2 separate regions of the Homo sapiens genome follow, and region 2 is linked to region 1. A link is an interaction called in ENCODE POLR2A ChIA-PET data of the cell type or tissue named here. Cell type or tissue: GM12878. All regions are shown on one strand. Each heading gives the region's core, and the rest is flanking DNA. Links, peaks and the distances in the headings are about the cores only.

Evidence for each region. ChIA-PET counts read pairs that join two places held together with the same protein. Peaks named below come from ENCODE experiments on the same cell type or tissue, not always from the same donor. Only the 100,000 strongest peaks of a DNase experiment are listed, where the experiment ranks them.
Region 2: POLR2A ChIA-PET joins it to region 1 with 11 read pairs; 7 of 35 experiments call an interaction of 5 or more read pairs at or near these places.

Annotation. Positions count from the first base shown.
Region 1 is chr14:73,463,982-73,476,473 of GRCh38, reverse strand. No RefSeq gene overlaps it. Among named protein-coding and RNA genes, the nearest start is that of NUMB, 12 kb to the right of the region's middle. RefSeq lists an enhancer at 11,304-11,533. In GM12878, for the core only: a CTCF peak has its summit at 4,184 (motif pointing right); a DNase peak (open chromatin) is centred at 4,199; H3K27ac peaks cover 402 bases.
Region 2 is chr14:73,393,855-73,409,995 of GRCh38, reverse strand. It overlaps NUMB (NUMB endocytic adaptor protein), which reads left to right. Exons shown (of 13, transcript NM_001005743.2): 2 at 1-59. Among named protein-coding and RNA genes, the nearest start is that of NUMB, 57 kb to the left of the region's middle. RefSeq lists an enhancer at 11,800-12,303. In GM12878, for the core only: no CTCF peak of the experiment used is centred there; DNase peaks (open chromatin) are centred at 7,225, 8,495 and 8,881; H3K4me3 peaks cover 472 bases; H3K27ac peaks cover 1,780 bases.

The DNA of each region.
Region 1 (12,492 bases), core at 452-8,451:
GAATTGTGTGGTATACAGCAGATGTGCTGTAGGAGTTCAGGGAAGGGGGGCAGGAGTCGTCATGGAGACATGGGAATTTGTGTTGGATCTGAGATGGCACAAGATTTAGGCAGAGAGGAGGAGAGAGGACCTTCCAGGTAAGGGGAGGGATGGGAGAAAAGGCTGGGGGAAGGAAGGAGCTCAGCAAGGGTCCATGACAGCTCCTTTCCCCTCTCCTGTTTCCACAGTGGTTCCCAAGTTTCTTCACAACAGAAAAGCAGGCATCTGCTCTCCTTACTATCACGGTTTTGTTTCTTTGTGTTTTGTGTTTGTTGTTGTTGTTGTTGTTGTTTTTGAGACGGGGTCTCACTCTGTTGCCCATGCTGAAGTGTGGTGGTAAGATCTTGGCTCACTGCAACCTCAACCTTCTGGGCTCAAGTGACTCTCCCACCTCAGCCTCCTCAGTAGCTGGGACCACAGGCATGCACCACAACGCCTGGCTAATTTTTATATTTTTTGTAGAGATGGGGTCTCGCTATGCTGCCTAGGCCAGTCCCAAACTCCTGGGCTCAAATGATCTGCCCTCCTAAAGTGCTGGGATTACAGGCTTGAGCCACTGTGCCCAGCCATGTTTTTGTTAATCTTTTTTTTTTTTTTTTTTTTGAGATGGAGTCTCGCTCTGTTGTCCAGGCTGGAGTCGGGGTGGCATGATCTCGGCTCACTGCAACCTCCGCCTCTCAGGTTCAAGAGATTCTCCGCCCCAGCCTCCTGAGTAGCTGGGATTACAGGCGCATACCACATGCCCAGCTAATTTTTTGTAATTTTAGTAGAGACGGGGTTTCACCATGATGGCCAAGCTGGTTTCGAACTCCTGACCTCAAGTGAATCCGCCTGCCTTGGCCTCCCAAAGTGCTAGGATTATAGGTGTGAGCTACTGCGCCCAGCCTTGTTAATCTATTAACAAAATGTTATAATGACAAAATACTCCAGAAGTTCCACAAATCCTTTTATAAAGGGCCCTACCTGTCCTTCCTGGCTGAGGCATTTACAGGTGATTCTCACTTCTCACAAAGATAAATGTGTCAGGTGTTTCCTTTTCATTGCTCCTTTTGTCATCTTTCCTCTCCCTTCCTTCTGCCATACTCATTAACTCCACTGGTTGATTAGACAAGGGACTGATCCCTATCCTGCCGTAAAAGAAAGCTTCTGTTTGGACCAGCATGTGGGAGAAACATGCTGACCTTGCCTTAGTCAGGATCTAGAGAAATTTTTCATTTTTCAATCAAGGTTCATGTTTCCATTGGTTTACACGTTCCATCTAAGTTACCATCCCCCTTGTGAACCACGTCAGCCAGACCAACAGCAAAGTGGGGGTTGTGGGTCAGAAGGAAATCACCTGTGTTAGAATTTCCTCTCCCCTACCCTCACCCTGTCCCATCATTTCTTTGTTTTCTTTTTTTTTAAGGGACAGAGTTTCTCGCTCTTTCATCCAGACTGGAGTGCAGTGTTATGACCTTGGCTCACTACAACCTCCACCTCTGGTTTTCAAGTGATTCTCGCGCCTCAGCCTCCTGAGTAGCTGGGATTACCTGTGTGAGCCACCACACCCGGCTAATATTAATATTTTTTTAGTAAAGACAGGGTTTCACCATGTTAGCCAAGCTGGTCTCAAACTCCTGGCCTCAAGTGATCCACCTGCCTCAGCCTCCCAAAGTGCTGGGATTACAGGCATGAGCCACCCGCACCCAGCCTTCCCATCTTTTTTTTTTTTTTTTTTTTTTGAGCCGGAGTCTGGCTCTGTCGCCCAGGCTGGAGTGCAGTGGCGCGATGTCGGCTCACTGCAAGCTCCGCCTCCCGGGTTCACGCCATTCTCCTGCCTGAGCCTCCCGAATAGCTGGGACTACAGGCGCCTGCCACCGCGCTCAGCTAATTTTTTTGTGTTTTTAGCAGAGACGGGGTTTCACTGTGTTAGCCAGGATGGTCTCGATCTCCTGACCTCGTGATCCGCCCGCCTCGGCCTCCCAAAGTGCTGGGATTACAGGCGTGAGCCACCTCGCCCGGCCTCCCATCATTTCTTGATGGGCTATATTGTCAGCAAACATTTACCAAATACATAATTAGTAGTCATCATGGATATGCCAGCAAATATCACGTGGTTTTTCTGACTTTGGGGATTTGTTGTCTAATTGGATAAAATGGGCTTTTCTTGTTGGAGGCAGCAACAGAGCCTTTCAGAGGTCAAGAGCAAGCTGGTTACTCTTTTTTTTTTTTTTTTTTTTTTTTGAGACGGAGTCTTTGTTGCCCAGGCTGGAGTGCAGTGGCACGATCTCGGCTCACTGCAAACTCCGCCTCCCGGGTTCACGCCATTCTCCTGCCTCAGCCTCCCGAGTAGCTGGGACTACAGGGGCCCGCCACCAAGCTCGGCTAATTTTTTGTATTTTTGTAGTAGAGACGGGGTTTCAACGTGTTAGCCAGGATGGTGTCAATCTCCTGACCTCATGATCTGCCGGCCTCGGCCTCCCATGGTGCTGGGATTATAGGCGTGAGCCATCGCGCCCGGCCTCGTTACTCCTTTTTGAGACCCCAGTTATATTTTTAAAAATGAAGTGCCAAAACTCAATTTTAAAAAGTTTTGGTAGATTTTTAATGTGTATGCTTAAGGTTTTTGTTTGTTTGTTTTTGAGACAGAGTCTTGTGTCGCCCAGGCTGGAGTACAGTGGCACAGTCTTGGCTCACTGCAACCTCCACCTCCCAGGTTCAAGCCATTCTCCTGCCTTAGCCTCCTGAGTAGCTGGGATTACAGGTACCCACCACCATGCCCAGCTAATTTTTGTATTTTTAGTGTAGACGGGGTTTTGCCATGTTGGTCAGGCTGGTCTCAAACTCCTGACCTCAAGTGATCCACTCGCCTTGGCCTCCCAAAGTGCTGAGATTACAGGCATGAGCCACTGCACCTGGGCAAGTTATCATTTTTTAACACAAACAATTACAATGAGTTTCTTTTGAAATAATTTTTAAAAAATTGAAATTGACATGAATGTTCATAGCAACATAGGGAGACCCCCGTCTCTACAAAACATAAAAATACCAGCCTGAGCAACATGGCAAAACCCCATCTCTACAAAAAATACAAAGATAGCTGGGCATGGTGGCATGCACCTCTGGTCCCAGCTGAGCCCAGGAGTTCAAGGCTGTAGTGAGCTGTGATCATGCCACGGCATTCCAGCCTAGGCAACAAAGCAAGACCTTGTCTTAAAAAAAAAGAATCCAGAGAGAGGATCAGGCAGTTAGTGCCTTCATTAGACCACACTATCCCATCAACACCAAACTGTTGTTTGGAGGGCTTCAGCTCACAGCACCATGCAATTTCCTAACGCTTCTGAGTTTGAGACTCCCCTAGACAGAAGCTAAGTGGAGCACATCAGACTTCCAAAAGCCTCTGCAAAGCAACGTGGTATTGTGGGAAAATGGTAGATGCAAGTTCAAATAACCTACTGCTAATAATAAATGTGTGACTTTGTGAAAATTACTTTATCCTTCTGACTTTTACTTTCATCATTTGTAAAACGAGAAGAAGACTATCTCATGGGTCTCTTGCATGTGGTTCCCAACCAGGCTGCATGTTAAAATCGCAGTTTAAAAATGTGACAGCCTGAGTCACACCTCCTGCAAGTTAAATTGGTGTCTCCAAGGGTGAGATCCAGACACCAGTAGATTTTTAAAGCTTCACACGTCATTCTAATCTGCATCCAGGATTGAAAATCACTCGTGAAGCCAGGTGCGGTCGCTCACGCCTGTAATCCTAGAACTTTGGGAGGCTGAGGCAGGAGGATCACCTAAGGTCGGGAGTTCGAGACCAGCCTGATCAACATGGTGAAACCCCCATCTCTACTAAAAATACAAAAATTAGCCGTGCGTGGTGGCCAGCATCTGTAGTCCCAGCTACATGGGAGGCTGAGGCAGGAGAATTGCTTGAACCTGGGAGGCGGAGGTTGCAGTGAGCCAAGATCGCGCCACTGTACTCCAGCCTGGACGATAGAGTGAGACTCCGTTTCAAAAAAAAAAAAAAATCACTGGTGAGAATTAAATAATGTTACTGTACTTATGTAAATCAGGTGCCCTGTTAGTTCCTAGTCATTCCTCAATTTAAATTTCAAACCAGCAATTGACTGTGCTTTTGGTGTGTGTTCTAAAATTTTACCACTAGATGTCACTTTGACCATACAAGTTGGTTCTTGGAAGCTTCTGCTTCTCCGTTCTCAGAGTAACAACCATACAGCATCACCACAACCATTTGTTGAGCACCTGCTGAATGCCAGGCAGAGTGCCAATTTTCTTTCTTTTTTTTTTGAGACAGGGTCTCACTCTGTCGCCCAGGTTGGAGTGCAGTGGTGCAATCATGGCTCACTGTAGGCTTGACTTCCTGGGCTCAAAAATGATCCTCTTTCCTCAGCCTTCCCAGTAGCTGGGACTATAGGCACGCGCTCACCGCACCCAGCTAGTTTTTAATTTTTTTGTGGAGATGAGGTCTCCCTCTGTTTCCCAGGCTGGTCTCAAACTTGTGGGCTCAAGTGATCCTCCCATCTCAGCCTCCCAAAATGTTGGGATTACAGGCCACCATGCCCAGCTGCCAGTGATTCTTAGAACACATGACCTCCAGTCACATAACAACAAATAAGCAAGGTAGTTGTTATCCCAGTCATGAAAAAAGGGTTACAAATAATCTGTGACTTGTACAAAGATACACAGTTAGTGGCAGAACTGGGATTCCAGCTTCATTCATTCATTCACTCATTCAAAAACACTGAACAGGCTGGGTGCGGTGGCTCATGCCTGCAATTACTTCACTTTGGGAGGCCGAGGTGGGAGGATCAAGACCAGCCTAGGCAACATAGTGAGACTCCATCTCTACCAAAAAAAAAAAAAAATACAAAAATTAGCCAGGCATGATGGCACATGCCTGCAGTCCCAGCTACTCAGAGGCTGAGGTGGGAGGATCACTTGAGCTCAGGAGGCAGAGGTTACAGTGAGCCGAGATGGGGCCACTGCACTCCAGCGTGGGTGACAGAGCCAGACCCTGTCTCAAAATTAATTAATTAATTAAAATTTAAAAACACTGGGCCAGGCGCGGTGGCTCACGCCTGTAATCCTAGCACTTTGGGAGGCCGAGGCAGGTGGATTGCCTGAGATCAGAAGTTTGAGACCAGCCTGGGCAACATGGTGAAACCCCATCTCTACTAAAATACAAAAAATTAGCCGGGTGTGGTGGCAGATGCCTGTAGCCCCAGCTACTCGGGAGGCTGAGGCAAGAGAATTGCTTGAACCTGGGAGGCAGAAGTTGCAGTGAGCTGAGATCGCGCCACTGCACTCCAGCCTGTGACAGAGTGGGACTCTGTCTCCAAAAAAAAAAAAAAAAAATTTAAAACACTGAACACTTACTATGTGCAAGGTACTGTACCTGGTACTGGAAATTCAAAGATGAATATAGCATAGTTCTCATTCTCCAGATGTTCTTTTTTTTTTTTTCTTGAGACAGAGTTTCGATCTTGTTGCCCAGGCTGGAGTGCAATGGCGCAATCTTGGCTCACTGCAACCTCTGCCTCCTGGGTTCAAGCGATTCTCCTGCCTCAGCCTCCTGAGTAGCTAGGATTACAGGCATGCACCAGCACGCCCGGCTAATTTTGTATTTTTAGTAGAGACGGGGGTTTCCTCCATGTTGCTCAGGCCGGTCTTGAACTCCTGACCTCAGGATCTGCCTGCCTTGGCCTCCCAAAGTGCTGGGATTACTGGCGTGAGCCAACGTGCCCAGCCAGAAGTTCATTTTTAACCTTCACTTGTAGGTACATTTGAGAAGAAAAGGTAGGCACTTTTTTTATAGTTGTTCTTGGCCCCAGGGTAGCTCGGTCTTCGAAAGAACTTAAATGTTGTGTTCCTAAGAGGGTAGGATGACCCTTAGGTAGAGTTTTACACTGTATCCAGCCACTATGATAAAAGAATATTTTTGAGAGCTTATTAGGTAACTAAGAAGCTAGAGATCACATCTGGTCTGTTTTATCACTGCCTTATTTAATTATTTATATCCTCAGCAACAAACTATTGGCATTGGGTATGTAACTAATTTTTAATCAATAAATGTTTACTGAATAAACGAATTCCTAGTACTGTGTTAAACATTGTGCAAAAAGAGCCGTGACAGAAATATGTAAAGAAGCCTGCATCTGCCTAGGCGCGGCGGCTCATGCCTATAATCCCAGCAATATGGGAGCCTGAGGTGGGTGGATCACTTGAGGTCAGGAGTTCGAGACCAGCCTGGTCAATATGGGGAAACCCCATTTCTGCTAAAAGTACAAAAATTAGCTGGGCGTGGTGGTGCCTGCCTGTAATCTCAGCTACTCAGGAGGCTGAGGCAGGAAAATCGCTTGAACCCAGGAGGTGGAGACTGCAGTGAGCCGAGATCATGCCATTGCACTCCAGCCTGGGGAACAAAGAGAGATTCCATCTCAAAAAAAAAAAAAAAAGAGAAGAAAAGAAAAAAGAAGTCTGCATCTTATTCTTATAAGCAAATCTGAATATTTCCTTCCAAAAGTAGTACCTTGTTTTAAGTGCCTCCGCTGATTCATCCCTAAGGTGGGAAAGACTTAGAGATCTTGGAGAAGACTCTAAATGAGCCAGGGACCAGAGCATTATTATACTGCTTGATTTGATCTGTAGATTCAGGGTCTAATGACTGCTCTGGAGTTTGTTCTTATGTTGCAGGTATACAGCTGTATCTGTTTGAGTTGTCATTCATCAACCAAGCAGTTTGACAATTAGGACCGTAAGGATGACCAGGCTGGGTCAGACCTATCCAGCAGGTTAAAGGTTATTCAAGTTATTCAAGTAGTGGTCCTCAAACCTGGTTATAAATCAGAATCACCTGGGGGAGCTTTGCAACTATATACAGACCCCACTCCAACCTACTGAGTTGGAATACTAGGACCTAGGAGAGAGACATGAGACTTTCACATAGGACTAGGGTTGAAAATGAGTAGTTCAAGATCCATCCAGTTTTACTCATATATGGCTCTGCAATTCATAAATGTTGCCCTGATTTTTTTTCTGTATTCTGATTGTATTCCCTCCCTGGGTAATGAGTGCCATGCATTTACTACCTACAGTTTGGAGTAGTCTTCCTTTATATTGGTCCTAAGCTTAACTCTCCTGGAACTTTGTAAGAGACATTGAAACCTAAGATTTGGGGATTTGAGAGATGAGTTCATGTTGATCTTACGCATGCCACTTGTAATATTATAGGTTGAGCTCTCCCACAGAGCTTGCTTAGCAGTCACATGCCCATTCTTGAGATTTTTCTTATTTCACAAGGAGCTCTGGCTTTATCGAGATCCATTCTGCACCATCTAGACAACCTTTGTCCACTTCGTGCAATAGGAGAAAAATAATATCTGTTCCTCTGATGATTGTGACCCAGGATGATTGCAGCTTAGGTCATTCAGGACAGGTAAGCACTTATTGCCAGCTTAGATTAAAGTCCTGTTCTGAGTCTAGTTAGCCTGTTAGCTTTGGAGAGACCAGGAAGGGAAATATTCTTGCATTTAAGGGCTCAAACACAAATGTATTCATTTGGAATGATAATCTAGATGGTTCATAGAACAGAGACCAGAAGAGGGAGTCAAGTGGAAGTATTTGTGGTAAAGTATAGAAGGGAATAAATAGAGAAGGAAAATACTAGGGTCATGTGCCTATGTACCTGCCAAATAGAAAGAAAAAAGATCTGGTTTAAGCACATCACATTCCTTTAAAAAAAAAAAAAAAGGCTAAGTGTTTGGAGATGAAGAGCCACAATTGGGGTGATCATTTGGGAATCTCCAAGTATTCTTTGGTGAATTAATGTTTCTAAGTTGCCTTATGCACACGTGAAAGAGAGAAAGAGAGGAGAGAAAGGGAGAAGTGTCATCAGGTCATAGCCTGTAGATCATCACCCTAGGCAAGTTAGGCCTGGCTAGAATCAGTCTGCATAGATAACTGGCTGGAGCCTGGTTGGAAATTTCTATACTCCAGTGATGAGATTTCTGGTTGTATTCCTAAGGGACCTCACAATTGACCCTGTTCTCAATTGATGCTATTAAAAAACTGGTCTTCAGGAATTGGTCCGCCCAAGATGAAAATACTGTAGACTCTGATTCCAATATAGGAGCTCAAAGATGCTCCGGCTGCTCTATGATCAGCCCTCAAAGTAATGATAGCTTTTTCTGGCATTTCCTTTCATCTAGAGATTTCAAAGTATCTCCTAAACATGTGCCCATCCCATAGGCAGCTGATGAAGCCACATCTCTGACATTCATCTTTCACCCCGGTCCTCCCCACAAATTGGAGACTGAGCTAGATATAGAGTGTGGGCCTCTGATTCAAGGTCTCACACTGAACGCCCACTCTCTCTCTCTTTGCTACCCAGTCTTAGGCAGTTTGTGGTTCTCCCACAGGGCGTAGCTCTGTGTAGGGGCCTGTGTATCAGATCTGCCTGCTTCTTTGCTGTCATCACCTCCTACTATTTACATTTCTGGGTTCCCTGGTGTCTCCGCAACTGGGCTGTGCCTTAGCTGTTCTGTATGTGAGAACTGTTGGAGAACCTCCAAGGATTCTTCATGTCTTGTCATCCTTCATCCCAATTCATACCCCCCACCCATGTGTCCCACCTCCCCCCAGCCAGCAAAGTACAGTCCTGTGCCCTTTGGTTTCTTCTTCCTCCTCCTCTCTCTCTATCCTCAACTTCCATTGGCAGAAGAAAGAGGAGCCACAGACCATGAGCTTGTAAGAGAGAGAGGAGTGGGAAGGAAGAGTCTTTTCTCTTGGGTTGCCTTTTTGTTCCCAGGGAGGGGGCCAAGACCATGAACCTTGGCCTCCGCGGGAGGAGGAGATTAGCAGGATGAGTCTTTACCTCCATCACCCATCCTCAGGGTGCTGCTGACTTGTTTCCGCTGGAGGCGGGATGACTCAGCGCAGACCCTTGATGGGGAAATCTGTCTCAGAGGCTGAAAGGAAAGCAACAGAGGGCCACCACTGGCCTTGTTCTTTAATTTAATTTTCATATCAGAAAGACTTCATTGAGTTTGGGGAAATGGAGCTTAATTCTCCCTGTTCCCCAGTGTTGGCAACTCCGAAAAGAATTTCCCAAAGGAATGACCCTGTCCACAGGAGTCCAAGAGAGATGGGCAGTGGGGTTCCAAATTCAGAGTGCGGGGATAGCCCCCCACCTGGAGGAGACCTTTATTTAGTCATACTCCACCACTGTGCTTTTGCCTACTAAATACTATAACCACCGGTGATCATTATGTGATAATTAGCACAGGCCTTTTTTATAACTCCCAGAGCACTACCCCAAAATAAGTGATTGTGTCAGGTGGCAAGGCTACTCCTAGAGACAATTCCTGACTCACTCATTCATTCACTAAATATTTAGTGAACTACTGTGGGCCAGGCCCTATGCTAGGCAGCCATGAGCAGGAAGGTTGTTGTCCCTGGTATTACAGTGCCGACATGTTGCTGGATGGCTAGGCACTGAGCAAGTTTACCCACGGGATATGTGTATCCAAAGTGGAAATGCAGTGTGTATAAGAGGGGCACCCAACTCAATGTGGCTGGGAGAGGGATAACAGGAAGCCTCCCCTATAATAGTAACTTTGAAGATGAGATCTGTAGGAGAGGCAGGAGCTAGCAAATGGAATCCAACTTAGGGTAAACCTATGCTATTTGTATGAGTTCCCCAAAACTTAAAGTTAAACCCAAAGTTGCCTCTTCATATAAACCCTCCAAAGTAACTAATAGGCTATGCCAGCTACAGTGCAGCCAACTCTACTTCCGTACAACGTGATGCTACTTTGGAAAAGTGTGAAATCCTACTTAAGTGGAAGGTGTAATTATTGCAGAGTATTTCAGGGAGGAAGATGGCACCAGGGAAATAGGCATGAAAATCAGGTTCTTCTATTATTTCCACAACCTGGTCTAATTCTCCATGCCCTTGGGATGGCCTGGGTCTGTGATAGGAAATATGTTTTTCTGTCTCTATTTGAGCAACAACATCCTTCTTATCAGCTGCTCCAATGAGGAAGACACTGATGTCCTTTTGCAGGAAACTAACAGGAAAAGAAAGAAAGCTTACCACTAAATACACATCCTGAGGGTGAAATGAAATGACTGCAGTGTAGGAAAGGGCTGAATAAATAAATACACCATTCCTATTGTATAGTCAGACTTCCTGGGGGCGAGTCCTCATCTCTTTACCCTGTCTTTCCCTTCTAAAATCCGCTAACCTGCCAAGGGACCGAACAAAGTTTTCTCTGGCTATTAACAGGTATGGAAACATACAAGTCTCCTCTGTCCCAGACACAGAGGAAACACAGAATAGAGAATAGGAAGGAGAGAAAACCAGAGCCACAGGAAGAGGAACTTGATATTGGTGTACATCTCCCCTTCATGTTTACAGAACTTTCCCAGCAACTTCTGCTTTGAGCCTTTCTGTGTACAAATCTGGTAATGTTTGGGAACATTTCGGGAGAGGAAAGGGCCAGGGCTAGTGCAGCTCAGAAAATCATCCGAACTCTTTAAATCACAGCTGCACAGGTGACTTGATTTAGAGGGAGAGGTGTAAACTGTCATTATCTGTGAATACTGAGCTCTAATCCTGTAGAGCTGCAGTGGAGACTGCTAGAGAAGATGATTCCTGATCTGAAAACAATTCCAGCCTGGAGGATCCTAAGGCATTTCCTTGTAAGGGTAGTTTTCTTCTGTGCGGAAAAGAAATGAAAGAACATGTGCAAATATGGGTGGGAGAAGAAGAAACAGAGACAGAGAGAGAGAGAGACAGATAAGTTGCAAAAACTTGGATCTTTGTATTTCTTTCTTTTCTTTTTCTTTTCTTTTCTTTTCTTTTTTCTTTTTTTTTTTTTTTTTTGAGACAGAGTTTCTTCTTTCTTGTTGCCCAGGCTGGAGTGCAATGGTGCTATCTCGGCTCACCGCAACCTCCGCCTCTCGGGTTTAAGTGATTCTCCTGCCTCAGCCTCCCAAGTAGCTGGGATTACAGGCATGAGCCACCGCACCCGGCCTGGATCTTTGTATTTCTACGGTGTTTTTAGTTTAAGGATCATTTACACTTTAGGAGGTTTTTGTTTTTTCTGTCTTTCTTATGTAATAATTATGGGTGAGCCCTGAGAAATGACTCAAAGCAAAAATAATGGGGTTTTCTTGATTATAGTTCCTCATTTTTCCTGGCCACAGGCCAACCCTCAATATCCTCCACCTTTATAAGGAAGACAGCTTCAACCCAGCCCTAAAGGGTGACTCCAGCCTCTTATGATCTTTCTTTCATGTTGCAAACTGGACTCTCTTCTTCCAACTTTCTAATTGCAAAATTGCTCTTTATTTTTATGGGTTCTTATTACTTCCAACCCAGGTGTGAAAATGTCTTCTTGGACACCCTTATCCCATCTGTAGGGCCTGTGTAGGTCCCTCTTTCTCTCATTCTTAGTTGAGGATTGACTGAGTAGACTGCACAATGATGACCATATTTTAAAAGGGACAAAGGTCACATAGCGAAGTCTCTGTTCATTCTCCCAGGCACAATCCCTTCTGTCTGGATTCTGGTTGGGGCCAGGCTCAGACTTTTGTGCATATAGGAGGTGCTGCCATAATTAGCCCATTTTGCTGGTTTTGTGCATACCCTTCTTGGTATAGGGCAGGCAGGAAATTAGACTGTGTTATGGATTTGGTGGTCATATTTTATGAACCCCAAATCTAGAATTGTGCTCTGGTGAGTATAGGGTGCTAATGGAAAAACTGAACAAAACATATGGAAATAAGGCCACCCTGGAAAAGTAATGAGAGTTCATAGTATTTCCTTCCAGTAGCTTGGAGAGAATATCAAATATCACATGTTTATTAATAATGTTGGTTTTTTTTTTGAGATGGAGTCTCGCTCTGTTGCCCAGACTGGAGTGCAGTGGCGTGATCTCTGCTCACTGCAAGCTCCGCCTCCTGAGTTCATGCCATTCTCCTGCTTCAGCCTTCTGAGTAGCTGGGACAACAGGTGTCCGCCACCATGCCCAATTAATTTTTTTGTATTTGTAGAGATGGGGTTTCACCGTGTTAGCTAGGATGGTCTCGATCTCCTGACCTTGTGATCCGCCCGCCTTGGCCTCCCAAAGTGCTGGGATTACAGGCGTGAGCTACCGTGCCCGGCTATTAATAATGTTAACAATAACTAATGATTATTGAGCATTTACTACATGTCAGGTCCTGAATTATGTATATTATTTCATTTACTCCTCATAAAAGGGTTCCTTCTAGGAGCTAGGGGAGAAAACCAGCCATTATATAGTCAATAATAATATTAATGGTAATAATAGTTATTATATATAACAGTTATATATTACATAACATATGCTGGCCCGAATTGAACATATTCTCTAATTTGATTTTTGAATATTTAAAAATATACACATATATTTGTTTTTTTTTTTT
Region 2 (16,141 bases), core at 4,999-12,998, 71 kb after region 1:
ATATCCATAGATTGGAATATTGGTGGGCCAGCAATCCTCAGACGCCTCACTTAGGACAAGTAAGTGAAAGAGATACTTAAGGATAAGCAAAGTGGATTGAAAGCTAACAGTCTTTCTTCCAGTTTGTAGTTAGATGCAAACATTTTATTGCCTTTACAAATATAACCCTTTGTCCTGGTAAAATCACTTGGAATCTTAGGTGGGTAGGGTGAAACATTTCCTTAATTGTAAAATGTGTGTCAAAATGTTTTATAATGGTAAAACTTAGAATAATTAAAATTGTTTTTCTTTTTGTCTGTTTTCCAGATTGTATTTATGAGCTTGTGTTGCAGTTATCTATTGCTGTGTAACAAAGTACCTCAAACTTAGTGGCTTAAAACAACAGTCATTTATTTTGTTCATATATTTGCAGTTTGAGCAAGGCTTGATTGGTAGGGATGCTTGTCTCTGTTAACATACAGCATGAGGTGGGGTGGCTGGAAGGGTTGGAGTGGCTCAGTGGCTGGGAACTGGGATCCTTTGAAGGTAGGCTTGCTCACTCACATATCTGGTGGTTAAAGCTGGCTGTTGGCTAGGACCTCAGCCTGGGCTGTTGGCAAGAACACCTTCATGTGACTTCTCCTTGTGGCTGCTTGGCTTCTTCACAGCATGGTGCCTGGGTTCCGAGAGAGAGAGCATCCCAAGAGAGGAAGGCAAAGGTGCATGGCATATTTGACTTGGTTTTGGAAGTCACATAGTGTTACTTTGCTCTGTCCTACTGGTTGATGTAGTTGTAAAGGTTCTCCCAAGTTTCAAGGAAGCTGTGGACATAGACCCCACCACTTGAAAGGATCAACATCATATTGTAAGAAGAGCATATGGGATGGAATCTAACGTTGTAGGCATCTTTGGATAATATCTGCCACAATTTGTATTACTTTTGAGATAAAGAATATAAATAACATGTAATATATGAAAAAGAGGAATATTTACAGGATATTATGGTGTATGAGTTCAATAAGAATTTGATGTGTTCTTGTGTAGTAGAGGATGATATTGAAAATAAGATGTCTAAACAGAAATAAAGTGAAATAGATTTGGAATTTTCTTTCTTTCTTTCTTTCTTTTTTTTTTTTTTTGAGAAGGAGTTTTGCTCTTGTTGCCCAGGCTGGAATGCAATGGCACGATCTTGGCTCACTGCAACCTCTGCCTCCTGGGTTGAAGTGATTCTCCAGCTTCAGCCTCCCGAGTAGCTGGGATTCCAGGCTTGTGCCACCACACCCGGCTAATTTTGTATTTTTAGTAGAGACGGGGTTTCACCATGTTGGTCAGGCTGGTCTTGAACTCCTGACCTCAGGTGATCCACCCTCCTTGGCTTCCCAAAGTGCTGTGATTACAGGTGTGAGCCACCGCGTCCAGCCTGGAATTTTCTTTTGTGTCAACAAAACAGTATACTGCTACAATCAAAAGTAGAGACAAAAGTTTATAAACAAGATGAAAAATAAGATTTGTAGTTTGGAGTTTTGTTGTTGTTGTTTTTAAGAACACGTTAGTTCAAAGCCTACTTGGGTCTTTTTTTTTCTTGTTTGTTTGAATAATTTGATAATTATTTGGGAAATTGATTTCCAATATAAATTTGAGGACTGAGTGCCAATATTATCATTATATACCTCCAAATTTGTTTTGTCTGTCTCTGTTTCTTTAAAGGAAGTCTTTTTCAGGATTGTACAGTCTTACCTGCTAAATTTCTGGTAAATATCTTAACGTTTTTTCTTTCCTTTTTTTTTTTTGAGACGGAGTCTTGCTCTGTCGCCCAGGCTGGAGTGCAGTGGCGCAATCTCAGCTCACTGCAAGTTCTGCCTCCCAGGTTCATGCCATTCTCCTGCCTCAGCCTCCCGAGTAGCTGGGACTACAGGCATGTGCCACTATGCCCAGCTAATTTTTTGTATTTTTAGTAGAGACGGGGTTTCACCATGTTGGTCAGGATGGTCTCAATCTCCTGACCTTGTGATCTGCCCGCCTCGGCCTCCCAAAATGCTGGGATTACAGGCATGAGCCACCACGCCCGGCCAAGTTTTTTCAGTGGGATGAGAAAACTGCAAAGTTACAGAGTATTTTGTTGCCTTATTGACTGCTACCAGTTATATAAACTGCCTGTGGCAGGTTTGAATATAGGTAATTCTCAAATTCTGGATGTGATGGAAAATATTTTTAGAGAATTCTGTAAACATCACATGTGATTGTGGTCTGTGCACTATAGGAATGGACAATAGGCTTTAGGAAGCAGAAGACCCAGAAGATTTTCTTGCTATCTAGATACTTTCTCATTCCAAAGTGATTTACATCATAATGAGTTTAATTTAACAGAGTCGGTTCAGCACTATTTCCCTAGTACTTGCAGGTAAAATTCTATAATGGAAAATAACTGAACCACCTAGTGTGTCAATAGAGGCAATATCAGAAGTTTGTTAATTCTCAACTGCGAATGATCAGAATTGACTGATTTTTGTGAAACAATATATTTTAGTTCAGAAGTTACAGTAATTGAGAAAGCTGTTTTTGTTTTTGTTTTGTTTTGAGACAGGGTCTTGCTCTGTTGCCCAGGGAGGAGTGCAGTTAGCACTACAACCTCCACCTCCTGGGCTCAAGTGCTCCTCTCATCTCTGCCTCCAGAGTAACTGGGACTACAGGAGCATGCTACCATGCCTGGCTAATTTTTGTATTTTTTGTAGAAATGGGGTTTTGCTGTATTGCCCAGGCTTGTCTCAAACTCATGAACTCAAGCCATCTGCTCATCTCGGCCTCCCAAAGGGCTGGGATGACAGGAGTGAGTTTGTTTTTTTTGTTTTTTTTTTGCATTTAAAAACAAGATGAGGCCTGGCATGGTGGCTCACTCCTGTCATCCCAGCACCTTGGGAGGCCCAGGTGGGTGGATTACTTGAGGCCGGGAGTTGGAGGCCAGCCTGGCCAAAATAGTGAAACCCCGTCTCTACTAAAAATACAAAAAATTAGCTGGACGTGGTGGTGCACGCCTGTAACCCCAGCTACTCTGGAGGCTAAAGTGGGAGAATCAAACAACCCCATCAAAAAGTGGGCGAAGGATATGAACAGACACTTCTCAAAAGAAGACATTAATGCAGCCAACAGACACATGAAAAAATGCTCATCATCACTGGCCATCAGAGAAATGCAAATCAAAACCACAGTGAGATACCATCTCACACCAGTTAGAATGGTGATCATTAAAAAGTCAGGAAACAACAGGTGCTGGAGAGGATGTGGAGAAATAGGAACACTTTTACACTGTTGGTGGGAGTGTAAACTAGTCAACCATCGTGGAAGACAGTGTGGCAATTCCTCAAGGATCTAGAACTAGAAATACCATTTGACCCAGCCATTGCATTACTGGGTATATACCCAAAAGATCATAAATCATGCTACTATAAAGACACATGTACATGTATGTTTATTGCGGCACTATTCACAATAGCAAAGACTTGGAACCAACCCAAATGTCCATCAATGATAGACTGGATTAAGAAAATGTGGCACATAGACACCATGGAATACTATGCAGCCATAAAAAAGGATGAGTTCATGTCCTTTGTAGGGACATGGATGAAGCTGGAAACCATCATTCTCAGCAAACTATCACAAGGACAGAAAACCAAACACCGCATGTTCTCACTCATAGGTGGGAATTGAACAATGAGAACACTTGGACACAGGAAGGGGAACATCACACACCGGGGCCTGTCATGGGGTGGGGGGAGGGGGGAGGGATAGCATTAGGAGATTTACCTAATGTAAATGATGAGTTAATAGGTGCAGCACACCAACGTGGCACATGTATACATATGTAACAAACCTGCACGTTGTGCACATGTACCCTAGAACTTAAAGTATAATAAAAAAAAAAAAAAACAAAAATATGTTAATATTCTGTGGAGAATATTGGTATTTTTGTTTTAATCTTCTGTGGGTTGTGGTTCCATATAAATTCAGTTTTCTGAGCTTTGGCAGTGTTATTCAGATCTGTCCCACAAGTGTTCCACCCATTGGTCAGTCTGGGATCTGGGTGTAGGTCTACTCATTATCTCAGTTATCAGAGTTTTTATTATGCCAATTGGTATCAGATGCATACCTACACAGGTTGAGGATGAGCCCAGCAGTTCATAAACAACATTATGGGGTCACTTTCCTATGGACAGAGAGAGAAGAAAAAAAACCCAAAACAACAGAGTTTGTCCTGCCCACTTGGAGGCACGGCTCCACAGGATGGAGAGAAAGGTTCCCTTCCTTCAAAAGTTTTGTTCCTGGAGGCTTTCCATTCCCAGATTCTTCTGTTGTTGCTGCTGCCCCCACCATGGATGACCTGGGGACTGACACATGAGAGTATGGAGTTTTCCCAAGCTGCTGAGCACAGTGGCTCACACCTGTAATCCTAGCACTTTGTGGGGATGAGGCGGGAGGATAACTTGAGCCCAGGAGTTTGAGGTTGTGGCGAGCTGTGATTGTGCCACTGCATTCTAGCCTGGGCAACAGAGTGAGATCCTGTCAAAAAAAAAAAAAAAAAAAAAAGAGAAAGAAAAAAATACCTAAAGGATTTCCCTCATCTTCTCTGAGCTGTAGGAGTTCCCTTTACGGGCCTTGAGCCAGAGCTAGAGGGTTCTGTTTCTCTCTCTGCCTGCACCATTGTGCTCACTTCTGGGTTTTAGGTTGTGTTGAGTTCAGGCTGGAGGATACTAGAGGAAAAAAATGATAAACTCACAGCTAGTTTGGGGATAGTTGGAATTCTGTTGATTTCCCTGGATCCACCTGTGATATTTACTTTACAGCATCTTCAAATAGCTGTTCATGCATTCCATCCCAGTGTTATAGTTAACTGGAAGATAAAGGGAGATATATTTACTTCATCTTACCAAGCGAGAAATCTTCCCAACATTTTTAACTTTTTGTTTTGAAATAATTTTCTCACGCCTGTAATCCCAGCACTTTGGGAGGCAGAGGCGGGCAGGTCACAAGGTCAGGAGTTCGAGACCAGCCTGGCCAACATGGTGAAACCCTGTCTCTACTGAAAATATAAAAATTAGCCGGGCTCAGTGGTGCGTGCCTGTAATCCCAGCTACTCTGGAGGCTGAGGCATAAGAATTGCTTGAACCCGGGAGGCGGAGGTTGCAGTGAGCTAAGATCACACCATTGCACTCCAGCCTGGGTGACAGCAAGACTCCGTCTCCAAAAAAAAAAAAGAAAATCATTTTAGATTCACAGAAAGGTATAAAAATATGAAAATGAAGTCCTATATGCCCTTTACCAAGTTACATAGCTGTAGTACAATACCAAAACCAGGAAATTAACATTAACACCAACTTTTTATTATGAAATATTTCAAATGTACAAGAATGTTGTAAGACATATGTTGAACATCTGTATATCCCCCACTGATATTTCAATATTTTTTCACATTTTCCCATGCTTTATATGTGTATTCTAATATGTATGTATCCTCTTTTATATAAACCACTTGAAAGTAAGTTGTAGACAACATAATTTACCTCTAAATACTTGAGCATGCATCTTCTAAGAAAAAGGATATTATACTTTATAAACATTTATTATTGAATGCAAACTATTTTTTCCTGTAACCCCAAGACCCTGATCATACCTTAACTATGAATTTTTTTCAACAAGAGTCTTGACGTTCCAGGGCTTTTGTTTTGAAGCATGTTATTATTATTATTATTATTATTATTATTTTACCTTTTTTTGTTTTTTGAGACATAGCCTTGCTTTGTCACCAAGACTGGAGTTCAGTGGCACAATCTCAGCTCATTGCAACCTCTGCCTCCCAGGCTCAAGCGATTCTTGTGTCTCAGCTTGCCAAGTAGCTGGGATGACAGACATGCGCCACCATGCCTCGCTAATCTTTTTTTTTTTTTTCAGACGGAGTCTTGCTCTGTCGCTCAGGTGATTTCGGCTCACTGCAACCTCCGCCTCTGGGGTTCAAGTGATTCTTCTGCCTCAGTCTCCTGAGTAGCTGGGACTACAGGGCCGCGCCACCATGCCTGGCTAATTTTTGTATTTTTAGTAGAGACGGGGTTTCAGCATATTGGCCAGGCTGATTTCAAACTCCTGACCTCATGATCCGCCCGCCTCGGCCTCCCAAAGTCCTGGAATTACAGGCATGAGCCACCATGCCTGGCCTCTTTTTTTTTGTATTTTTAATAGAGACAGGGTTTTGCCATGTTGGCCAGGTTGGTCTCAAACTCCTGGCCTCAAGTGATTTGCCTGCCTCGGCTTCCCAAAGTGCTGGGATTACAGGCGTGAGCCACCATGCCCCGCCAATCTCTTGAAGGCTTATATTATTGTTCAAGGATGTGTCCCTTCTGATGACATACTTCTGGTAATTATCTTGAGAGTCTGGGCTCTTACCATGTGTGCAATTCAGAGCCCAGGGAGCTCCCCGATTCTGTATTCTTGTCTCTCATTCTTTCCTCAGCTCAGGCTTCTCACAGCTTCCTGAGCAAATACTCAGAATAGTCCTCATCAGGAGATTGTAATTTTGTCAGACTAATTTAGGACTAGTATGTGACTTTGTTTTTAATTATTAGCCAGGAAGTTACTTACAGTTAAAATTGTGGTGGAGTTTCTGATATGGTGATATATAATGGGTGAATCAGGCTGTAAGCAGTTGAAAACCTGACTATAAAGCTTACATAAATCTGAAGTTGGCAGCTGCTCATGTTGCTTTAATGGTTCAACATTGTTGGGGCCTATGAATTTGTGATTTGCTTGGCCTTTCATGGTCTTAAGATGGCTACTGCAGGTCCAGCCTTCCACCTACATTCAAGGAAGAAGGAAAAAGACTATGCCAAGGAAAAGCTTTCTTATTAGTGATTCCAGCAAGTCACTTCTGATGTTCCAAGGGCCAAAATTGGGTCATATGGTCACCTCCAGCTGTTTTCGTCTTTTGGCCTCTGTAATGAGAGGCAAGGAGGGAGTAGGGATTTGGGAATGGCCTTTTGAGTAACCAGTTAACATCTGTCACAGTTATATGATTACATTTATTTTATATCAAAATTGTGTTTGTTTGACTTCAATGTGATGTTCAGCACATAGGTGCTTTATTATTACATAATACACATTTAACTGGGTAGTGTGGAGAACCAAAGGACTAAAAATAGTAAAGATAATTTTAAATTTAGTTGTGAAAGTGAGCTTTTGATAACGCAAAGTGAAACTTGGCTTGAATCTTGAGACCTTGGGCAAGTTACTGAGTTTATAAGCTTCTGTTTCCTCATCTGTAAAATGGAATTAATAATATCTGACTTTCAAGGCAGTCGTGAAGTGTGAAGGAGATAATTTATGTAAAGTACCTAATACAGTGCCTAATACATTGGAGGTGCTACAATGGAAGATATTATTATTATAATTGTTTGGTATGTGGACATTGGGGTAGAGTGAGAGAGCACAGACTTTATAGTAGAAGATTATATTTGATTCCTAGTTACACTACATAGTTGTGTGTTCTTAGGCAAATCAATTAATCTCTCTGAGATAGTAATATAGTGTGTAATCTCTGAGGATTGTTAGATTAGATATATCTACAGTGCAATACTTTATGGGCTCTCAGTAAAAGGCATCTGCTCCTGCTATTTTTAGTTATTATTTTTATGTTTTAGGATCCATATAACAGATAGGGAATCAGTCATTTAATTTACTCTAGAAATGTATTTGTGATCAAGGAGATACTGTTGATTAGTAGTATTTTTCTCCATCTGTTGAAGAAAAATAGCTGCAGAAACTGGATTTGAATTATGAGGTCTTTTCCCACCATGATAAAAAGTTTTTAGCCAGGTGCAGTGGCTCACTCCTGTAATCCTAGCACTTTGGGAGGCTGAGGCAGAGGAATCACTTGAGCTCAGGAGTTTGATTGCAGCCTGGGCAAACATAGTGAGACCTTGTCATTACAAATAATTCTAAAAAATTAGCTGGACATGGTGGTGCGTGCACGTGGTCCTAGCTACTCACGAAGGCTGAGGCAGGAAGATTGCTTGAGCCCAGCAGTTTGAGGCTGCAGTGAGCTCTGATTGTACCCCACTGCTCTCCAGCCTGGGTGACAGAGACCCTGTCTCAAAAACAAATTTAGGCCGGATGTGGTGGCTCACGCCTGTAATCCCAGCACTCTGGGAGGCCGAGGTGGGCGGATCACAAGGTCAGGAGATCGAGACCATCCTGGCTAGCACAGTGAAACCCCATCTCTACTAAAAATACAGAAAATTAGCTGGGCGTGGTGGCAGGCACCTGTGGTCCCAGCTGCCTGGGAGGCTGAGGCAGGAGAATGACTTGAACCTGGGAGGTGGAGCTTGCAGTGAGCCAAGGTCATGCCACTGCACTCCAGCCTGGGCGACAGAGCGAGACTCCGTCTCAAAAAAAAAAAAAAAAAAAAAAAATTTAGTCTTACATATTTTGTTAGTGGTTTCCGTTGTACACATGGATGTGCTCTGGTGCCTTTGACATGAACCTTCCAGATCTGTACTTCTTTGTTTTGTTTGTTTATAGCCAGTTAGTCATTATTGGTTCATGAGTACCATCCCCTGTTTTTTTTTTTGTTAGTTTTGGAAGACTTAATTTTTTTAGAACAGTTTCAGGTTTATAGCAAAATTGAGCAAAAAAAATACAGAGAGTTTCCATATACCTGTTGCCCCCACAAACCCACAGCCTTTCTTACTGTCAACATTCCTTACCAGAATAGTACACAGGAGATATAAGAAAAATCAAACCAATACAAACTCAGTATAACACAGCACCTCTGGTCACCAAAATGCGTGGGGATTTCTATCTACCAGCAACCCAGTCAATTCTTTGGCAGACACCAGCTGGGTATCCTACATTTTAACTCAATTCTGACATTATTTACTTGGAGATAGAATCAGATCCCACAGGTTGAGGGCTCAATCCCCTACTTAAATTGCAAGCCCCACGTTGTGTCCTGTGCTTCTGGCTGATTAGCCATAAATTGGGGTTACCACAGCTCCCTCTTTTGGTTCAATTAATTTGCTAGAGTGGCTCACAGAACTCAGGGAAACACTTCATTTACATTTATTGGGTTATCATAAAGGGTATTACAAAGGAGACAGATGGAAGAGATGCATAGGGCAAGGTATGTGGAAAGGGGCATGCCATGCCTTCTTCAGGTGTGCCACCCTCCTGGAACCTCCAAGTGTTCATCTATCCGGAAGCTCTCCAAACCCTGTCCTTTCGGGTTTTTATGGAAGCCTCATTACATAGGCATGATTGATTAAGTCATTGGCCATTTGTAATCAGCTTACCCTTCAGCTCCTCTTCCCTCTCTGGAGGTTGGGGGCAACCCTCTTATCATGCCTTGGTCTTTCAGGTGACCAGCCCTTATCCTTGAAGCTATCTAGAGATGTCCAGCCACTGTCATCTCATTAGCATGTAAAAGATACTCATCACTCCAGAGGTGCCAATGGTTTTATGAGGTATATGTCAGGAAAGGGCAAGAAGACCAATTATATGTTTCATAATTTGTTATAATCGATAAACCCACATTGACACATTATTTTCACCCTAAGTCCTTAGGTTACATTAGAGTTTATTCTTGGTGTTGTACTTTCAAGGATTTTGGCAAATGTAATGACATGCATCCACCACTGTAGTATCATGCAAAATAGGTTTACTACCCCAAAGATTCTCTGTGCTCTGGCTGTCCATCCCTTCCTCTCACCTAACCTTTGGTAACCACTGATCCTTTTCCTGTCTCCATAGTTGTGCCTTTTCCAGAATGTCATATAGTTGGAATCATATGGTATATGTAGCCTTTTCAGATTGGCTTCTTTCACTTAGTAGTGTGCATTTAAAGTTCTTTCATGTCTGCTCTTCATGACTTGCTAGCTCACTTGCTTGCTTATTCATTTATATATTTTTACTTTTTTGTTTTTTTTTGTTTTTGTTTTTGAGACAGAGTCTCACTCCATCGCCCAGGCTGGAGTGCAGTGGCACGATCTCAGCTCACTGCAACCTCCATCTCCTGCGTTCAAACGATTCTCCTGCCTCAGCCTCCCGAGTAGCTGGGATTACAGATGCCACGACATCCAGCTAATTTTTTTATTTTTGTAGAGATGGGGTTTCTCCATGTTGGCTAGGCTGGTCTTGAACTCCTGACCTCAAGTGATCCACTGGCCTTGGCCTCCCAAAGTGTTGGGATTACAGGTGTGAGCCACCATGCCTGGCCTGTTTATTTTTTAGAGACAGGCTCTTGCTGTGTTGCCCATGCTGGAGTGCAGTGGTGTAGTCATTGTTCACTGTAAGCTCAAACTCCTGGCCTCAAGCAGTCCTCCTAGTTTAGCCTCTGGAGTTGTTGGAATTACAGATGTCAGCCACTGCATATGGCTAAGCCTTTTTTTCTCTGGCATATTTTTTTTTCTTTTTTGAGACATAGTTTCTCTCTTGTCGCCCAGGCTGGAGTGCAATGGCACAATCTCGGCTCACTGCAGCCTCTGTGTCCTGGGTTCAAGCAATTCTCCTGCCTCAGCCTTCCAAGTAGCAGAGATTATAGGCATGCGCCACCACACCCGGCTAATTTTGTATTTTTAGTAGAGACAGGGTTTCTCCATTTTCGTCAGGCTGGTTTCTAACTCCGGACCTCAGGTGATCTGCCCGCCTCAGCCTCCCGAAGTGCCAGGATTATAGGCGTGAGCCGCTGTGCCCGGCTCTGGCATATTTTCAGTCCATAGCTGGTTGAACCCATGGATGTGGAGGGCCAACTATTTAATATGCTTAATGTAAGTAAGTGCTTATTTTTGAAATATTTTCATATTGTTTTGTGTGTATGTGTTTTTAATCCGTATAATGGTATTATGCTGTGAATCTATTTATTCTTTTTTGATCAAAAAAAGGAATTATGGAAGCGCATACTGTATTTGTAAATCTAGTTTACAACAACTGACTGTTGTATAATGTTCCATTGTATATGTATTTCCACATTTTACTTGTATGTTTCTCTAATAATTGATACCTAGGTGTGTTGAAAACTAAAACAAATAGTGCTGCTGTGTACATCCTTATGCATATATCCTATTGATATGTGCAAAGGTTACTCTAGTATATACCGAGAAAAGGAATTGCTGACTTGTGGCCCGTACACATACTTAATTTCACTAAATATTGCCAAGTTGTTTTTTAGAATGGCTACCCAGTTTATGCTCCCACCAGTAGTAAATTAGAATTCCCATTTCCTTAAATATTCACCAATATTTGGTCTTATCCATCTGTTTAGCCTTGTCAATCTGATGGGAATAAAGAAGTATATTGTTTTAATTTCTATTTCTGTGATTGATTGTGAGGTTGGGCATCTTTTCATTTACTTGTTACAATTTGGGTTTCCCCTGCTTGGTGACTAAAAAAAAAAAATACCCAAATAATATATATTTGCTGTAGATATTTTTGAAAATACAAATGGGCAAATATAAAAAGATCATCTATAATACCCTAATCCAGAGATAATTGCTATTAACCTTGGCTATATTTTTCTGGTCTTTAAACACACACACACACACACACACACACACACACACACACTCTCTCTCTCTCTCTCTCTCTCTGTGTGTGTCTCTCTCTCATATACAAATATGTAGTTTATTAATGGGATTATATACACAGTTTTCTTACATTTTTTCCTTTCACAATAATTTATGACCATTTCCCCATGTTGTTAGAAATTTTAAAATATCACCATTTAATAGGTGCATATTCCATTTTATAGCTTTAAATTATTTAATCTTCTATTGTGGGATATTTAAGCTATTTTTGATTTTTTTCCGTTAACAATTTGGTGAACTGTTAATCAGACCTACATTTTTATGTGGCAAAGCTAGTGGGATTATATTCCTGCTCTTTTTGTGAAACTGGGTTTTATAGCACATGCATTGCAGGCTGTCTTAGGCTATTTTCCGCTTGGATTCTAGGGCAGCTGTTAATGCTTCGTTTTGTAAACAGACACTTCTAGCCCTTGATGCTCCAGGGCTAGAGTTCAAAGACTTCTCAGCTGGGCCTTTACCATTCTTTCTTTTTCCACTTCATCAAGGCCAGGTTAACACAGAAGGAGAGTGCAGTAGTAGACTTGTTCTTAATGTTTAAATATCAATGTCTTCTTTAGAGGGGGTGCAAAACTTCCAACTATACAGAACTCTTAATCCAAACCTTTATAGACACATATATGAATGAATGTATGTGTGTGAATATTTAATGACCAGAAAGATATAGCCGATGCAAATAACTTCATTTTTAATTGTTAATAGATTTTTATTATAAAAGTGAGAATGCTCATAAAACAATTAAGAAAATACAGGAAGACATTAAGAAAATCCCTAAAATTCTTTTACCCAAAGATAACTGCTTAATTACCATTTTGCCTTATATCTTGTTAGATATTTTTCTAGTTAGTGTGCTTGGACCAGCTAGCACTATCTCACCAGAGCCAATAATTAAGAAGTTATGCAAGCCCAAATTGTTGGTAGCTTGATATTAGCAATGGTGGGATCAGCTACATCAGTGAATTTGGCAAATGCTACAAAGCAGGGCTTCTTTCTCCCCGCTGAATTCCTCCCCAGGCTGGCTTATCAGTACACCACTGCATGCATATATATCATATCAATGAATATAGATCTTCATTTTTAATGGTTTCATAGAAGTCCATTTTTTAGATCAATGATTCTCAGCATGGTCCTTGGACCAGAGATACCAGCATTACTTGGGAATTTGTTAGAAGTGCATATTCTTGGCCTCCACCCAGACCTACTGAATCGGAAACCTGGTTTGGGGGCCCAGGAATCTGTGGTTATTTTGTTTTGTTTTGTTTTGTTTTTTTGAGACGGCATATCACTCACTCTGTTGCCCAGGCTGGAGTGCAGTGGTGCGATTTCAGCTCACTGCAACCTCTGCCTCCCGGGTTCAAGTGTTTCTCCTGTCTTAGCCTCCTGAGCAGCTGGAATTACAGGTGTGCGCCACCATGCCTGGCTAATTTTTTGTATTTTTAGTAGAGACAGGGTTTCACCGTGTTGGCCAGACTGGTCTCAAACTCCTGACTTCAAGTGATCTGCCCAACTCAGCCTCCCAAAATGCTGGGATTACAGGCATGAGCCACTGCGCCAGCTGCTATCTATGGTTTTACAAACACTTTAGGTGATTCTGATACATGCTAAATTTTGAGAACCACTGGTATAGATATACCGTAAATTATCTGATTGGTCTGATGATTCTGTGTGAAATATTCCTCAATATATGTTCATTTTAAGGTCTTTAGTTGCATATTGCAAAACTGTATTCTAAAAAGGCTGGTGGCTCACACCTGTAATCCCAGCACTTTGAGAGGCTAAGACAGGAGTATCAGTTGAGCTCAGGAGTTTGAGACCAGCCCAGGTAACATAGCAAGGCCTCGTTTCTCCAAAACAAAAAAACAACAAAAAAAATACACAAAAAAACTAGCCAGGCCTTGTGGTATGGGCCTGTAGTCCCAGCTGCTCTGGAGGCTGAGGTGGGAAGATCCCTTGAGCCCAGGAGTATGAGGTTCCAGTGAGTTATGATTGTGCCACTGTACTCCAGCTCGGGCCACAGAGCAAGACCTTGTTGCTTAAACACACACACACACACACACACACACACACACACACACACCCCTAATAATTAAAGTAAATAGATAGATTAGATAGATGGATAGATGGGTAGATGGATGGATAGAGGGGCAGGCTGGCTAGGTATGGTAGCTCATGCCTGTAATCTCAGCACTTTGGGAGACTGAGGCAGGAGGATCACTTGAGCCCAGGAGTTTGAGGTTACAGTGAGCTATGGTCGTGCCACTGCACCCCAGCCAGGTGACAGAATAAGTCCCTATCTCTACAAGAAATAAAAATAAAAAATTAGCTGGTGTATGGCATGTGCCTGTCTCTAAAAAATAAAAAAAATAAAAATAAAAAAGACTATGTTAGTTTTCATTTCTACCTGAAGTTGATATCAACTCCAATTTAGACTTATTTTCCATATATAGAAGAAACAGCTATGTTAAGGATTTTATTTCTCTTTCAGCTGTGTCTGTATCCATCTAGCCATTCTAGAACTCAATTCACCTTCATTGTCTTCAACAATAATGTATTTTAAGGTTATTTCCATTTTTTCAAAGAGGACAGTTGAGACACAGGAAAAACTATGCATTGCCTGTAGAACACCTAATGTCACGTGTAGCTATACATATGAATACCTACTTTTAATCCCTATGTGAATGATTAACCTATGTTTCATTCCTCATCTCTGGCACATTAACATCATTCTGGAATAACCCCTTTTAAATTTAATTTAAATTTTAATATTTTATTATTTTACAGACAGAGTCTCGCTCTGCCACCCAGGCTGGAGTGCAGTGGTATGATCACGGCTCACTGCAGCCTTGACCTCCCGGGCTCAAGCAGTCCTCCCACCTCAGCCTCCCAAGTAGCTAGGACTATAGGGACACACCACTGCCAGGCTAATTTTTGTATCTTTTGTAGAGATGGGGTTTTGCCATGTTGCCCAGGCTGGTCTCAAACTCCTGGGCTCAACCAGTCTACCTACCTCTGCCTCCCAAAGTGTTGGGATTATAGGCATGAGCCACCACGCCCAGCCCACCACCCCTTTAAAATGTATTAGGATTCATTGCAGCATTTATTCACAATAGCCAAGATAGGAATCAACCTAAGTGTCCATCAACAGATGAATGGATAAAGAAATGTAGAGAGTGTGTGTGTATGTGTGTGTGTGTGTATACATCATGTGTAGCTATACTTATGAATACCTATTCTAATCCCTTTTTAATCCCTGTATTTATTATTGTATTAGCTCTGTTTCCCAGGCTAGAGATACAGCCACATGTAACACACACACACACACACACACACACACACACACACACACACACACACACACACAAACACACGAATACTATTCAACCTTAAAGGAGATCCTTTCATTTGCAACATTGTGGATGAACCTGGAGGACATTATGCAAACTGAAATAAGGTAGGCACAGAAAGACAATGTGGCTTTATTAAAAAACAAAGATTGCCGGGTGCTAATATTGACTTTTATTCTGAATATAAACATGAAAGAATAAAAGAATGTGAAATGTTATTTTTTGTTTCAAATGAAGAAATGCATAAGCAAAAAAAAAGAAAAGACAGACAAATACTTCATGATTTCACTTATAAGTGGAGTCTTGAAAAGTCAAATTCAGAAACAGTCTGGTAGAATGATGGTTGCCAGGATCTAGGGAGGAAGAGAGGGAACAGGTCAAAGGGTACAAAGTTTCGGTTAGGATGAATAAGTTCTGGAGATCCCTTGTACAACAATGGTGACTGTAGTTAATAATAATGTATTATATACTTGAAAAGGAGAGCAGAGTGTGGTGACTTGTGCCTGTAGTTCCACCTACTCAGGAGGCATAGGCCAGAGGATCACTGGGGCCCAGGAATTCAAAGCTGTGGTGAGCTTTGTCACACCACTGCACTTCAGCCTGGGCAACAGAGTGAGACAATCTCTCTCTCTTTTTTTTTTTTTTTTTTAAAGAAAACTGCAAAGACAATAAATCTTAAATGTTCTCACAAAACCAAAATAAGTATGTGAGGTGATGGATATGTTAATTAGCTCAATTTAACCATTTCACAATGTATACATACATCAAAACATCACGTTGTATATCATAAATACATAATTTTTATTTGTCTCCCGGGATGCAGTGGCTCACGCCTGTAATCCCAGCACGAGGTGGGTTGATCACCTGAGGTCACGAGTTCGAGACCAGCCTGGCCAACATGGTGAAACTCTGTCTCTACTAAAAATAGAAAATTAAAGGGGCATGCCCATAATCCCAGCTACTTGGGAGGCTAAGGCAGGAGAATCGCTTGAACCCGGGAGGCAGAGGCTGCAGTGAGCCAAGATCGCGCAATTGCACTCCAGCCTGGGCACAAGAGTGAAACTCCGTCTCAAAAAAGAATAATAATTTTTATTTGTCAACTATACCTTAACAAAAAATTAATTTTAAAATTAAATTTAAACAGTTAAGATTATGCAAAAAAAGTATTAATATTAAGACCCACTTGCTATGAAAGTTGCT